2 separate regions of the Homo sapiens genome follow, and region 1 is linked to region 2. A link is a contact called in ENCODE Hi-C data. All regions are on one chromosome and are shown on one strand. Each heading gives the region's core, a stretch centred on a gene start or an enhancer-like site at or near the end of the contact. The rest is flanking DNA. Distances are from core to core; before and after follow the strand shown.

Region 1 (6,689 bases), core at 3,659-6,158, 490 kb after region 2:
AAACAATGGTCTGGAAAGATAACCTGGATCCTGCTTGTGGAGGGCACTGAAGGCAGGATAGGGAGTTAGGTTTTCACTCAGTGAGCAATGGTGAGCCGTTGAAGGTTGATGAGCAAAGGCAGGACTCAAAGAGAACATTTTAAGCACATGTGTTCTCACTTTTGTTTGCAGGTGATGGGTGCCACTAGAGTCAAGTATCAGATGAACCCATAAAGAGCTGGGAGGCTTGTGACAATGTCAAAGCCTTTTCTCAGAAAATGTACTAATTGAGGCAGTAGCCACACCGCTAGGGAACATCTCCAAACATTAGTCACTGGACTTTCTAAGCTACAGACACATGAACAGGTTAGGGAGCCGTTATCTCCCAGCCAAGTCACTGAAATGCAAAGGCCCTGGGTGGAGCTCTGGTGATGTAATTCCAAACGCTCGGACTTCCATCTCAACACGGAGGGGATTACACCTCTAAGTCCTGCCCCTCCTCTCTATCCCACACTTCCTATTTATCTCTGGAAATCAATCATCAGTTCTTTCCTTCCTTCCTTCTTTCCTTCCTTCCTTCCTTCCCTCTTTCTTTCTTCTTTCTTTCTCTCTTTTTCTTTGTTTCTTCCTTTCTTCCTTTCTTTCTCTTCCTTCTTTTCCTGGCCTCAAGTGACCCTCTTCCCTCAGGCTCCCCAGTAGCTAGGACTATAGGCACCCACACCCAACTTTTTTTTTTTTTAATTTTTGTAGAGACAAGGTCCCACTCTGTTGCCCAGGCTGGTGGTGAACTCTGGGGCTCAAGAGATCCTCCTTCCTCAGCTTCCCAAAGTGCCAAGATTACAGGCATGAGCCTCCGTGCCTGGCCACTCATCCATTTCTTTACCCCTTTTCCTAATCTGCAAAACAAAGGTAACTGTTTATGGCTTCCCAGAAACATTCAAAAGTCAAAAGACTTCCAGAGAGAGAACGAGAGAGAGACAGAGATACAGAAAATCACTAGACACTTGACTTGCTGACTTTTTGGACCTTTTGTTTTAGTCAAGGTGATCGTCCCCCCTCTGTCCTTCCGCCTCCGTCCTTCCCCCTCTGTCCTTGTTGTTTTAATCAATGGTAACCCTCCTAACCTTTCCTTCCCTCCCCTCTTCTCTTTTCCCTCAGCTGGCCTCTTTCTCCTCACAAGAATATGGTAATAAGAAAGAAAGAACGAAGGTGAATTCCGGGGCCTCTGTAAAGTGAAGAAATCCCCGCCCAGAGCTGGGGGAGCCGTGATGATATCAGAGCAGGTGACCAATTTACAGACCAGTTTCCTCAGCCACAAACCCTCTTGACCAGCAGCACAGAGCTGTCTGCAGAACCGTAATCACCAGCCTTTAAAAGTACTTTACTTTTAAAGTACTTTAAAAGTACTTTACTTTTAAAGTACTTTGTACTTTTAAAGTACTTTAAAAGTACTTTAAAAGACATTACTTTAAAAGTAATGTCATATAGGGCTTGCCTCGCTGCCTCCTGATTTTATAAAGAATCTGCTCTCAGAGACAGCCTATGATTTCTTCTCAGCTCAGCATATCTTCCCTGGAGGAGTTGGAAGATCACTCTCTAAGCCTCCCTTTGTTGGAGTGTCCAGAGCAAGGCTGCCCAATAGAAATGTAATGTGAGTCATCTATAGCATTTTACAGTTTCTAGTCACCACATTTTTTGTTTGTTTGTTTGTTTTTTGAGACAGAGTCTCACTCTGTTGCCCAGGCTGGAGTGCAGCGGCACGACCACAGCTCATTTCAGTCTCCATCTCCAGGGCTCAAGTGATCCTCCTGTCTCAGCCTCCCAAGTGGCTCGGACTAGAGGCATGAACCACCATGTCTGGCTAATTTTGCAATGTTTGTAGAAATGGGGTTTCACCATGTTGCCCAGGCTGGTCTCAAACTCCTGGGCTCAGGCGATCCACCCACCTCGGTCTCCCAAAGTGAGGGATTACAGGCATGAGCCCCACCATGCCCGGCCCCATTTTTAAAAAGTAAAAAGAAAAAAATAAAAGTCAACTTTAATAACATATCTTATTTAACCCAAAATATACCTGAAATATCATTTCAACACGTAAGAAATATTTTAAAATGACTAATGCGATAACTTACATTCTTTTTCTCATACTGTGTCTTCAAAGACCATCATATATATGTATGTATATATGTATATATGTATGTATGTATGTATATATGTATGCATATATATACATATATATATATATATATTTTTTTTTTTTGAGACAGAGTCTCTCTCTGTTGCCCAGGCTGGAGTGCAGTGGCACAATATCGGCTCACTGCAGCCTCAGCCTCCCGGATTCAAGCGATTCTCCTGCCTCAGCCTCTTGAGTAGCTGGGACTACAGGCTCATGCCACCACGCCTGGCTAATTTTTGTATTTTTAGTAGAGACGGGGTTTTACTATGTTGGTCAGGCTGGTCTCAAACTCCTGACCTTGTGATCTGCCCGCCTCAGCCTCCCAAAGTGCTGGGATTACAGGCGTGAGCCAACGTGCCCAGCCTTATGCGTATTTTATACTTAAAGCATCTCAGTGCAGAGTAGGCACAATTCAAATGCCCAACAGCCACATGTGGCTAGTAGCTACCATATTAGACAGTGCAGCTCTTGCCATCAGTCCTGAACTCAGGTGTTGGGGTCACCCAGACCTACAGTCATCTCAGGAGGCAAAGCAAATTTCACCCTCGTGAATGTCATATAAATAAATATATGGGAAACAGGAAGTTCAGCAGGACAGGGTGGGCACTAATTATGGGGTCAAATAAGCTTCATATAACTGAGGCAACACATCTCTAGAGACCCACCAACATGACATTTAGAAATGTTATTTCACCCGGACTGTGACTTGAAGATTAGTGAGAGGTTAATTTGGTTGAATCTGTATAATCAAGTCTAAAGGAGGGATGTTCCAATGGTTTAAGTTAATGCTTTGCACTCCAAGGAGCTCCTAAATGAAGTCAATGTGTTTCCCATGTGACATATTATTGGGCTCTCTAGGGTCATCTGGACTCTTAATTGGGCTGTCACTGCTAGCCACGGCTTCCGAATTCTTTTTGAGACGAGTCTCGCTCTGTCGCCCAGGCTGGAGTGCAGTGGCACAATCTCTGCTCACTGCAAGCTCTGCCTCCCGGGTTCATGCCATTCTCCTGCCTCAGCCTCCTGAGTAGCTAGGGCTACAGGCGCCCGCCACCACGCATGGCTAATTTTTGTATTTTTAGTAGAGATGGGGTTTCACCACGTTAGCCAGGATGGTCTCGATCTCCTGACCTCATGATCTGCCCCCCTCGGGCTCCCAAAGTGCTGGGATTACAGGTGTCAGCCACTGTGCCTGGCCCCAAATTCTTGTTTGGAATCACAGTCACTTAATAACATGCTGCCCCAGCTCAGCCCATGTCTGACCGGGCATCTGGATTCCCTGCAAGCAGACCCCCTCTGCTAGTGACGTAAGGGAACAGGGGGGCAAGACAAGGGGGGGAGGAAGCCCAGCAAGACAAAAGTCATGCAAAAAGTGGCTTCAGCCTGATCCTGCAGGGACCTCTGGAAAAGACACTTCTGAATTGTCCCACCAGGAGGCAAGGGCCGTGATACTCTCTGACCACACTGACTGTCTTTGGTTACAGGCCATCCAGGAGTAGGTAAATTCTCCAGCACATCTGGCTTTGTGTATGTGTGAGTTTGCATGTGCACAAGCCAAGGGACTTCCGGGAGCCTGGGGAGGGCAGGGGAAAAAGAGCAGCCACCTGGCTGTTGGCAGGCAGAGGAGGGACTGGTGTCTAGTCTGACCTCTGATGCTCACTCATTGTGTGACTTAGTGCAAGTGAGTGAACCTCAGCTTCCTCATCTGTAAAATGGTATAATAGTCCCCACCTCAGTGAGCTGCACAGAAGAATAAGCAAGATGAAGTACACCAAGGCGTTAGCACGATACCTGGCACCTCGTCAGCACTCAATCAGGGAAAGTATTTTGGACCAAATCAGAGGAATCTTGGAAGGTTGGTAGGAGACACTTAGGGGTAAGTGGACCAAGCACCACACTGACTCACAACCCTTATCTCTTCAGCATTTGGCCGGGTGCGTATCAGGTAACTGCGTGTCTGACTTGCTGCATTGCTGTCGACCATGCATCCAGAGCAAGCATAGGGCCAGCGCTGTGCACGAATCGGCCTAAACATCTCAGCTCAGTTCGTGGGAGAGAAAGAAAGTGCCCTCAAGACAGTGTCCTTCTCTCCAGGGGTCTTTTTAACCAGCTTTGACTCCCCAAGGCCCAGCATTTCTCTGCTCCCTTTGAAATATTTTCATGAATTTTCTGCCACTTAAATACACTACCCTGGCCATGGCCACCATGCTGAACATGGGTAAGATGAAACTAAGGGGAAATCTGCATATTCCTCATAGACTATACTCCCAGGCCTCCTGCTGCTCCTCTGGGAGATCCATGGACACACTCAGACAAAGCTTGGTCCCCATGGGTTGTCAGCAATAGAGTAGGAATCAGAACCTAGGGCTTCAGGCTCTGAATCAGGAGCTCAGCAGTGCACGAAAACCAAGAAAATCAGCAGGAGTTCAAGGCCTTTTGCGGGGGATCAACTCAGTGTCAGCGCTCAATGGACCAGCCCAAACTTTGCTCTCTGAGAACACAGCTGAGTTGGTTGCTGACAACTTATCCTGTGGCATACATGCAAGATATTGTGTAATAAAAACACTTTCTAGAAAGACACTGACCAATTCTCATGAGATTGTTGTAAAACAGAGGTAGCTAGGAAGATCCTCATTTTACAGCAGAAACAATCTCACAGCAGCATACCAGTTGCCCAACACTTGGGCGGTGAGTCAGTGCCCACCCCAAAATAGAGCCTGACCCAGCAAGCTTGTCTCCCACAACAGTCATGAAAATATCCACAGGCCCAAGAATCTCCCAGCATGAAGTCAGGCCATGCCACAAACACTGCCTGGCCACACGCCTCTCCATTCTCCACCAGGCTTCCTCACCTCAGGTCTCTGCCAAACATCGCCTTCTCAGAGAGGCTCTCCCCGACACTCCCCCTAATCTAAAATCGCCACTCCCTCACCTCTTCGCTTCCTTTATTTTTCTTCATAGCTCTGCACATCCTGAAATTAGATTACCTATCTATTTGTTAATTATTGTCACCCCACTAGAATGCCAGCTGAGTGAGGGTGTGCCATGCTCAGCACTGTATCTAGGGGCCAGAGCAGTGCCACCACCAAGTAGGGACGGTCCCTAGGGAAAGTGAGTGAATGAATGAATCAACCAACTTGTCCTTCCTAGTCCCTTTGCACTTGCTTTTGACAGGAATCTGTACCTCCAAGAATTATCAAATATATCTGGAGGATGAGGCCCTCCACCGCCACTAGGGAACTCCTATCACACTCCCGAGTCCAGGGCCTAGAGCTTGAAGAGGACACTCGAACATTCAACGTACCTGCACTACTTCAATGAGCTCTACAAGCTCCTGTAGTTCCTAAACTTCACCAACTCAGAATATTTCACCCAGCCCGACTCCATTATAGCTGACCCCTTCCCTAGAACTCCACACCTCTGAACTCCCTGCCTCCTGTAACCCTAATTCTAACCCTATAAACAAATACCCACACCTATCACTCCCACTATCTCACTCCTACACCGGCTCCACCTGTCTGCCCCCTGTTCTGTCCTTCCTCTTATTTCTTCACCATTCCCCGTTTATACCAGGAACGAACTCCCCTGTTTCACTGAGATATTCTGTGTGGCGGTGGCTTTAACATCAGTTGCAAAATGAGTTAAATTCTACTTAAGAATACAATGTCCATATGTATACAATCAGTTTAAAAGTTTTTTAAACTAGTCAGCATGTACTACACAATGAACACTATTGTTAAGAAAGGATTATTGGATATAAACACAATGAAGTCAATCAAAGGGGGTTCCATTGCAAAGAAAGCAGGGAGTCAGCAGATGCAAGTGTGACCTAGCATGACATGGCATCTCTCTCTATGGTCCCCAGCACTTCTTAGTTCAAGGCACCAAAACCTGAGCCAATACTAACCAAGGGAAGCACTTAAACATTCAGCTCTGCCCTGTTTCTGAGCTCAAGCTGTCCCCTAAGTTTTATCATATGGATCCTGTCTCAATACTGGAGTCCTGCTTACATCCTTGGCCTCAGATACTCCAGCCTCAAGAGGTGGATCTCAAAATGTGTTCCCTGAACCAGCTGCATCAGAACCTTGGGTTGCTTATTCAGAATACAGAATCCTGTACCCCACCTACCTTAGACTTACTAAAGCCAAATCTCTAGCAGTAGGGCTGGAGGTATGTATTTAATTAGGTGTCCCTGGCTCCGACTCATAATTCCTTTGCAAAGCAAACTTTGAGAACCTCTGCCCTAGAAAGAGGTCACCCCTACTTCCTCCTGAGAAGGAGACTGAATGAAGATCAAGGTCATGGAAACAATTGGCCATAGTGCTAGGGAAGATATGTTTCGGAAAGTCCTCCCTCACTATGGATCCTTCCTTTCATCTTCTAAGACACAGCCTTCCTAGAATTCCATGAGGCCTATGGCTGCCTCCCGAATCAGGTGGCAATCCCATTCCGTTTGCCAGCTTTGCTCCAAACTGACAGAGGAGCTGGAAGCCTACAGCTGCCCCGATCTGACTCTAAGCATCAGCAGGCCTCAGAATAA
Region 2 (6,862 bases), core at 3,529-6,028:
TGGTTTTTCAATTTTGTTATGTTGATATGTACTGCATGATACCAGATTACAAACAGGGTGATCACTATTGTTTGTTGTTACTATAATTATTACTATTTTAGTTATTATGTACCAATACAACAAATCACTCTCTTCAATTAACTAGTATAAATTGGAAATGGCTATTGGAGGACACATTGCACTTTCTCTCTTTACTCTTAAGTTTTTTTCCAAGATGAGAAAATGACAACCTGAGAAAGCAATATAGATACAGGAAAATCTAGACTCTAAGTAACTTAGCATGACATTGAACTAAACCGGTAAGTATAAAACAGAAGCAAAAGTTTCATTTTTCTGAATCTGTAAATATGAAAGATCAGGATGCACAGCAGTTAAGAATGAAAGGAAACGGAACTAAGTTAAATACCTTTATGGCAGTATATTTTGAAAACACCTCAGGCTCTGCAGACAGATTGCCTAGGTTCAAATTTTGTCTCTATACTTACTTTGTCATCTAGACAAGTTTCTTAAGCTTTCCATGCTTCAGAGAAAAGTGTCTGGCATACAGTCAGCACTATGTTACCTATTATCATTCCATCCTTAGGATCTAGAACCAGAAATACCATTTGACCCAGCAATCCCATTACTGGGTATATACCCAAAGGATTACAAATCACTCTACTATAAAGACGCATGCATGTGTATGTTTATTGCAGCACTGTTCACAATAGACTTGGAACCAGTTTTTTAACGTTTTAATAAATAATTCTGGGTCAGGTGTGGTGGCTCATGCCTGTAATCCCAGCAATTTGGGAGGCCGAGGCAGGCGGATCACCTGAGGTCAGGAATTCAAGACCAGCCTGGCCAACATGGTGAAACCCTGTCTCTACTAAAAACACAAAAATTAGCCGGGCATGGTGGCACACGCCTGTAATCCCAGCTACACGGGAGGCTGAGGCAGGAGAATTGCTTGAAGCCGGGAGGTAGAGGTTGCAGTGAGCTATCACGCCATTGCACTCCAGCCTGGGCAAAAAGAGCAAAACTCTGTCTCTTGTGTTCACCTTGACTTGTCTTTGCCTGTCCATTTTCCTCCAAGCTTGGCTTCCACTTGAGCCCAGAAAAGACAGGCCCCAATCATGCCTCTGGGTCTTTGGAGATATGTGCCATTTGAGTTCTCTCAGGCTGACACTGGCTCTCCGGAACCCCTAACCTTGACATTTTCACCAGCTTTCCCTGAACACTGTTAACTATCTGTATCTGCAGCCTGAACCCAGGACACTTACATCAGTCATCATTCAACCCTTGTTCTAGGAAGGCTTGACTGCACAGGCAGGTCCTCGAGCTTAGACTCTTGACTCACCAAATGGTGAGCCCCTTTGTTTTACCTCTGTTTGAAGGCCAGATGCCAAATGCCTTGAACTCTATAAACCAGGTCCAGCAGCTTCCCTAAGTTCTAGTGTCCCTCCCCAGATGATAAAAGCTGGCTTCTCTTTCTGAAGAGCCTTGACAAGCTCTTACAAGAAATAGATGTCTGCTGGTTTCCTTAATACCCAAAAGCTTTCTCCTTCCTTAATCCTTAGAAACCTTTTTTTCTCTTATGATTTCCAAGGTCGAAACTCTCTTGATTTACTGCTTCAGAAAAATTATCCTCCTTTTCCTTGAATTCTGGAAATATAAACACTCCTTCCAGAAGTTTCCAAAGCCACTACAGTTTTTCTTGACACTCACTAAAACTTACCAGCTTGCTGTGCCTGGTTTTCGTTAACACCCTAGGATATAGAGCCCTAGAAGAACCTTTTGGCTCAATTAGAACCACCAATCACCCCCAAGGAACCAACAAAAGGAGTATCATATTATTATCTACAGAAGTTCTGAAAAGATAAAATTACCAAAATAATCAAGATTTTGGCGTCACACCAGGAAAAAACAATTTAGATGCAGGATATACAAGGAACCACGAATCCTACATATATCAGGACCGTCTATATTACTTAACAGATTTTTTTCATGTTAGGAAAAAGAAGGCTAAAGTAAAATCTATTGTTCTTATGAGAACAAAAACAGACTAAGCTATTATTAATATTTGAGAAGTATGTTTTGTGGAATTCTGGTTTACACCAGTGCTTCTCAAACTATCCATAGTAAAAGAACAGTTATAAACTTACATGTTTGAAAAATACAGTAGGCATGTCATAGCAATGCCAAAATGCTTTAAAAGTTTCCAAACATTTACTCTGAATGAACATTTACTCATGGGCCCGCAACAGCCATAAATCCGCACTTTACTTGGATCATTCTAGACCATCTCCTTGGCTCTTCATTCCCAACTCTGCCTTAGCTCATTTCATCTTGCCTAGTATCTGCCCTGATCTGAAACCGAATGATGGCCTGGCCCAGAATGCTGTGGCCTTAGGTAGACCATGAGGCTTTGACCTTGAGGTGATGTGGTTGTGAGCAAGCCCCTGTGACACAATCTCACCTGCTGGCTGCCCGGGCCTAGGGGGAAGTGAATCTGAGTCCCTAAAGTGCCAAAAAAAGCTACAGCATCAAATGTGGCTTCACTTTTAACCTCCCATCTTCCTGTCCTCATAACCACCAAGAACTGAACCCCGTCCAAAATGACACCTGTTTTAGGAGGCCAGAAGGTAGTAACCTATTCTCAAGACTGTTTTGTTGTTGTTGTTGTTGTCGTTGTTGTTGAATTATAGATTCAGGTGGTACACGTGAATGTTTGCTACATGGGTATTTTGCATAATGCTGGGATTTGGGCTTCTGATGAACCCATCACTCAAACAGTGAACACGGTACCATTTAGGTAGTTTTTCAGCCCTCACATCCCTCCCATCAAGACTGATCTTTTTTTTTTTTTTTTTAAGATGGAGTACCCAGGCTGGAATGCAGTGGCGCGATCTCGGCTTACTGCAACCTCTGCCTCCCAGGCTCAGTGATTCTCCTGCCTCAGCCTCCTGAGTACCGGGGACTACAGGCACCCGGCACCACGCCCGGCTAATTTTTGTATTTTTGGTAGAGACAGGGTTTCACCACATTGGCCAGGCTGGTCTCGAACTCCTGACCTCAGGTGATCCACCTGCCTTGGCCTGCCAAAGTGCTGGGACTACAGGCTTGAGCCACCGCACCCAGCCAAGGCTGATTTTTAATAGAAAAAATATTCTCACTCTAAGCTGCCACTCCACCAAGTCAGTTCCTGTGATCATCTCAGTAACAGGATGTTCCACTTGCAGCCTTGTATTCATCTCCATGAAACAGAAATTATGTTTTGAGTCCATAATAAACTCCACAGTCCCTAAAAGGTAAAAAACAATGGTCATATTCAATAGTGTATAATCAGTAGCAAACCAAAATCTTCCATGATGCATCACATCAAGTTTTACCGCTGTCTTCATTCAATGGTAACACTTTGCATTTCATGAAGAAAACATCTCGCATTTGCAGCAGCATATGAATCTTAGTCAAAAATAGAGAGCTGCATGAAATTTGGCAACGGAAAAGTATATTTGGGGTTGTGAGCAAATGGTAAGCCCAAATTATGAATCCGTTTCAGCTTGTAACAGTGAGAACAAGGGTGGACCACATGTTACTGCCTCAGAGCACCAAGATCCTGGGAGCCTCATACCATGACATCCCATCTCACCCTAACCCCATGGAGAAAAAGAAAACTTTTTTTTCCCTGATTGTGGGCTCCTAGGAATTTCTTTTTAAAGCCCTTTTGCTGGTAACCCATTGAAAGATTGTTTGGCAACTAAACCTTATGTTAATATCTATTGGCATTCTATTAAGCTCTAAAAAATTTCCCCTAACTTTATTAAGGTTTAATTTTAGACAACAAACTGTAACTATTTGAAGTGTAGGCATGTGATTTAGCAATTGAATACAATCACAGAACCACAATGAAACTACAGAACATTTCCATCATCCAAAAAGTTCCCTTGTTCCCATTTGGAATCAGTCCCTTCACTAAACCCTGGGATCCAGGAAACCACCAATCTGCTTTCTGTCACTATAGTTTTTCTAGAATTTTATATAAATGAAATCATATAGTTTGTAGTCTTCTGTGTTTCTGTGTTTTTCTCTTAGCTTAAAGTGAATACAATGTAAAGTTGTTTTTAAAAGTGTGGTCACAACCCATTAGTGGATTTTAAAATCAATTTTTTTTTTTTTAAGATGGAATCTCACTCTGTCATCCAGGCTGGGGTGCAATGGCGTGATCTTGGCTCACTGCAACCTCTGCCTCCCGGGTTCAAGCAATTCCTCCACCTCAGCCTCCTGAGTAGATGGGACCACAGGCGCACACCACTATGTCCAGCTAATTTTTTTGTATTTTTAGTAGAGATGGGGTTTCACCATGTTGGCCAGGCTGGTCTTGAACTCCTGACCTCAAGTGATCCACCTGCCTCAGCCTCCCAGAGTGCTGGGATTACAGGTGTGAGCCACTGTGCCCAGCTTAAAATCAATTTGAAAATCAATCTGATCCGGCATCTAAGGAGCTTAGAAGCTGCCACTCTGTCCTATCAAGTAAAAAGCTGAACAAGCTGAAAATCAACAATTTTTAAATTTGTCAGAGAAATCAGGTCACAGGGCAAGCTGCTTGTCCTCAGAACCAGAGAGACAGACAACTGACAGGCAGATACAGAGATGCCATGAGGAGAAGCCTGAGCTGTAATTGACAAATTCCTGGTAGCTCAGTGTGGACAACTCTGAGAGTTAAAAACTCCAAGGCGACCCAGTTACAGGAGGACCTCACACTTTTGTGAGTTTTACCTCCAGGAGCTCTACCAGGTCTTCACAGTGAATATCAGAGAAAAATCCTCCCATGCTTCCAGCTCAGAAGGGAAATGAAACCACTTTGAAATACACCAAAACATTCAAGGTTTACCCTTGAGAAAAACTATTTTATCAGAGCCTAAACGATTGGGATTTTATCAGAGCCTAACCTCACTGGGGGAGGAGAAATACCCAACTCCAGCCTTTGCCAGACATACTGTCCACCCTAAGGGGTGGGGGAAAACAAAACAAAAACATACCAGGAAGCACTGGTGAAGTTCACACACCAGGGGCACAGGCTCAGCAAGACTGAGATCTGATCATGGGACAAGAGAACATGCCCCCTCCAGCCTTATCACATTACCAAAGGCCTGTTTAGCAAAATTCTCTTTACCCAGTACACCATGTCCATCTTTCAACAAAAAATTACAAGGCATACTAAAAGGCAAAAAACACAGTTTGAAGAGACTGAAGAAGCATCAGGTATGGCAGGAATGTTAGAATTATCAGACACAGAAATTCTAAACTGTGATTAACAGGCTAAGGGCTTTAATGAAAAAAGTAGACAACATGCAAGAACAGATAGATAATGTAAGCAGAGAGGTGAAAATTCTAAGAAAGAATAAAAAGGAAATGCTAGAATTGAAAAAAAAAAAACCATAACCCTAATAGAAATGAAGCATGCTTTGATGGGCTCATTAGTACGTTGGGTATGGCAGGGAAAGAACCTCTGAACTTGAGGATATGACAACAGAAACTTCCAATTCTGAAAAACAGTGAGAAAAAAAACCTTAAACAGAACAATACCTAGCACTGCAAGACAACTACAAAAGGTATTAACTACGCAGAACGAGAATACCAGAAGGAGAAGAAAGGAAGGAACAGAAGTAATATTTGAAACAATAATAACATGTTACTGCATACTGTAGGCAACTGTAACACAGTGGTAAGTATTTGTGTATCTACATATATCTAAACCTAAAGAAAGTAATGCATTGTACTATGATGTTACAGTTGCCACAATGTCACTGGATAGGAATTTTTCAGCTGCATTTTAATCTTATGGAACCATTGTTATATTGAATAAAATGGTGTTATGCAGCATATGACTGTACTTGATATGCTAAAAAAGGAGAGGAAATTGGATCATAGAAGATGCTCAATTAAAACCATGAAAGGCAGAAAAAGTCTGAAAGATAAAAATAGGAACAAACAAGGGGAATAAATAGAAAACAATAATAAATATGGTAAATATTAATCAAAGTACATTAATAATCACTTTAAATGTTGATGTCTAAATATACCAATTAAAAGACAGAGATTGTTGGAGTAGATTAAAAAACAAAAGACAAATATATGTTACCTACAAGAAATCCACTTTAAAGACTTATAGACTTAAAGTAAAAACAGACAAAGAATATGCTAACACCAAAGAAAGTGCGAGTAGCCATCTTAATTTTAGAGCAAACTTCAGAGCAGGGAAAGTTATCAGGGATAAGGAGGGGCATTAAACAATGATAAAAGGGTAGACATAACAATTTTTAACATGCATGTACCTAACAACAGAGCATAAAATATATGTAGCAAAAAAGAATTGTAAGGAGAAATAGATTAATTCACTATTACAGTTGGAGACTTTAACACCCATCTGTTATTAAATAGATATGGATGATCCAGCAGGCAGAAAATCACTAAGGACATAGTTGAATTCAACAACACCATCAATCAACTGGATACAACTGTCATCTATAGACTATTTCATCCAACAACAGCAGAACACATTCTCAAGCTAGAAAGGAATATTCACCAGGATAGACCACATTCTGGACCATAAACCACATCTTAACAAATTTAAAAGAATATAAATCATAACAGTGTCTGCTCTCAGAACATAACAGAATTAAACTAGAAATCACTAACAGAAGGATATCTGGAAAATCCTAAGATATTTGGATGTTAAACAACACACTTCTAAATGACACCTGAATCAATAAAGAAATCTCAAGAAAAAATTTAAAATATTCTCAACTAAATAAAAATACAACTTTCAAAATTTGTAGAATGCATCAAAAGCAGTGCTTAGTGGGAAATTTATAGCATT

What was found. Hi-C counts contacts between places; a loop is a spot of excess contacts on that map. Pooled maps may share reads with other maps.
Region 1: a pooled map shows a loop between it and region 2 (4-fold over the local background). The contact joins two enhancer-like sites. A Hi-C loop is called at or near these places in 5 of 37 single-sample maps with no recorded cell type and 4 of 50 pooled maps.

Annotation. Positions count from the first base shown.
Region 1 is chr3:183,532,727-183,539,415 of GRCh38, forward strand. The region is part of intron 1 of KLHL6 (kelch like family member 6); the gene reads right to left. Among named protein-coding and RNA genes, the nearest start is that of KLHL6-AS1, 13 kb to the right of the region's middle. RefSeq lists enhancers at 171-430, 1,130-1,209. Within about 2 kb of position 4,909, at least 10 of the 41 ENCODE cell types and tissues checked have a DNase peak (open chromatin) inside an H3K27ac peak, as active enhancers do.
Region 2 is chr3:183,042,258-183,049,119 of GRCh38, forward strand. It overlaps MCCC1 (methylcrotonyl-CoA carboxylase subunit 1), which reads right to left. Exons shown (of 19, transcript NM_020166.5): 10 at 3,156-3,283. Among named protein-coding and RNA genes, the nearest start is that of MCCC1, 54 kb to the right of the region's middle. Within about 2 kb of position 4,779, at least 3 of the 41 ENCODE cell types and tissues checked have a DNase peak (open chromatin) inside an H3K27ac peak, as active enhancers do.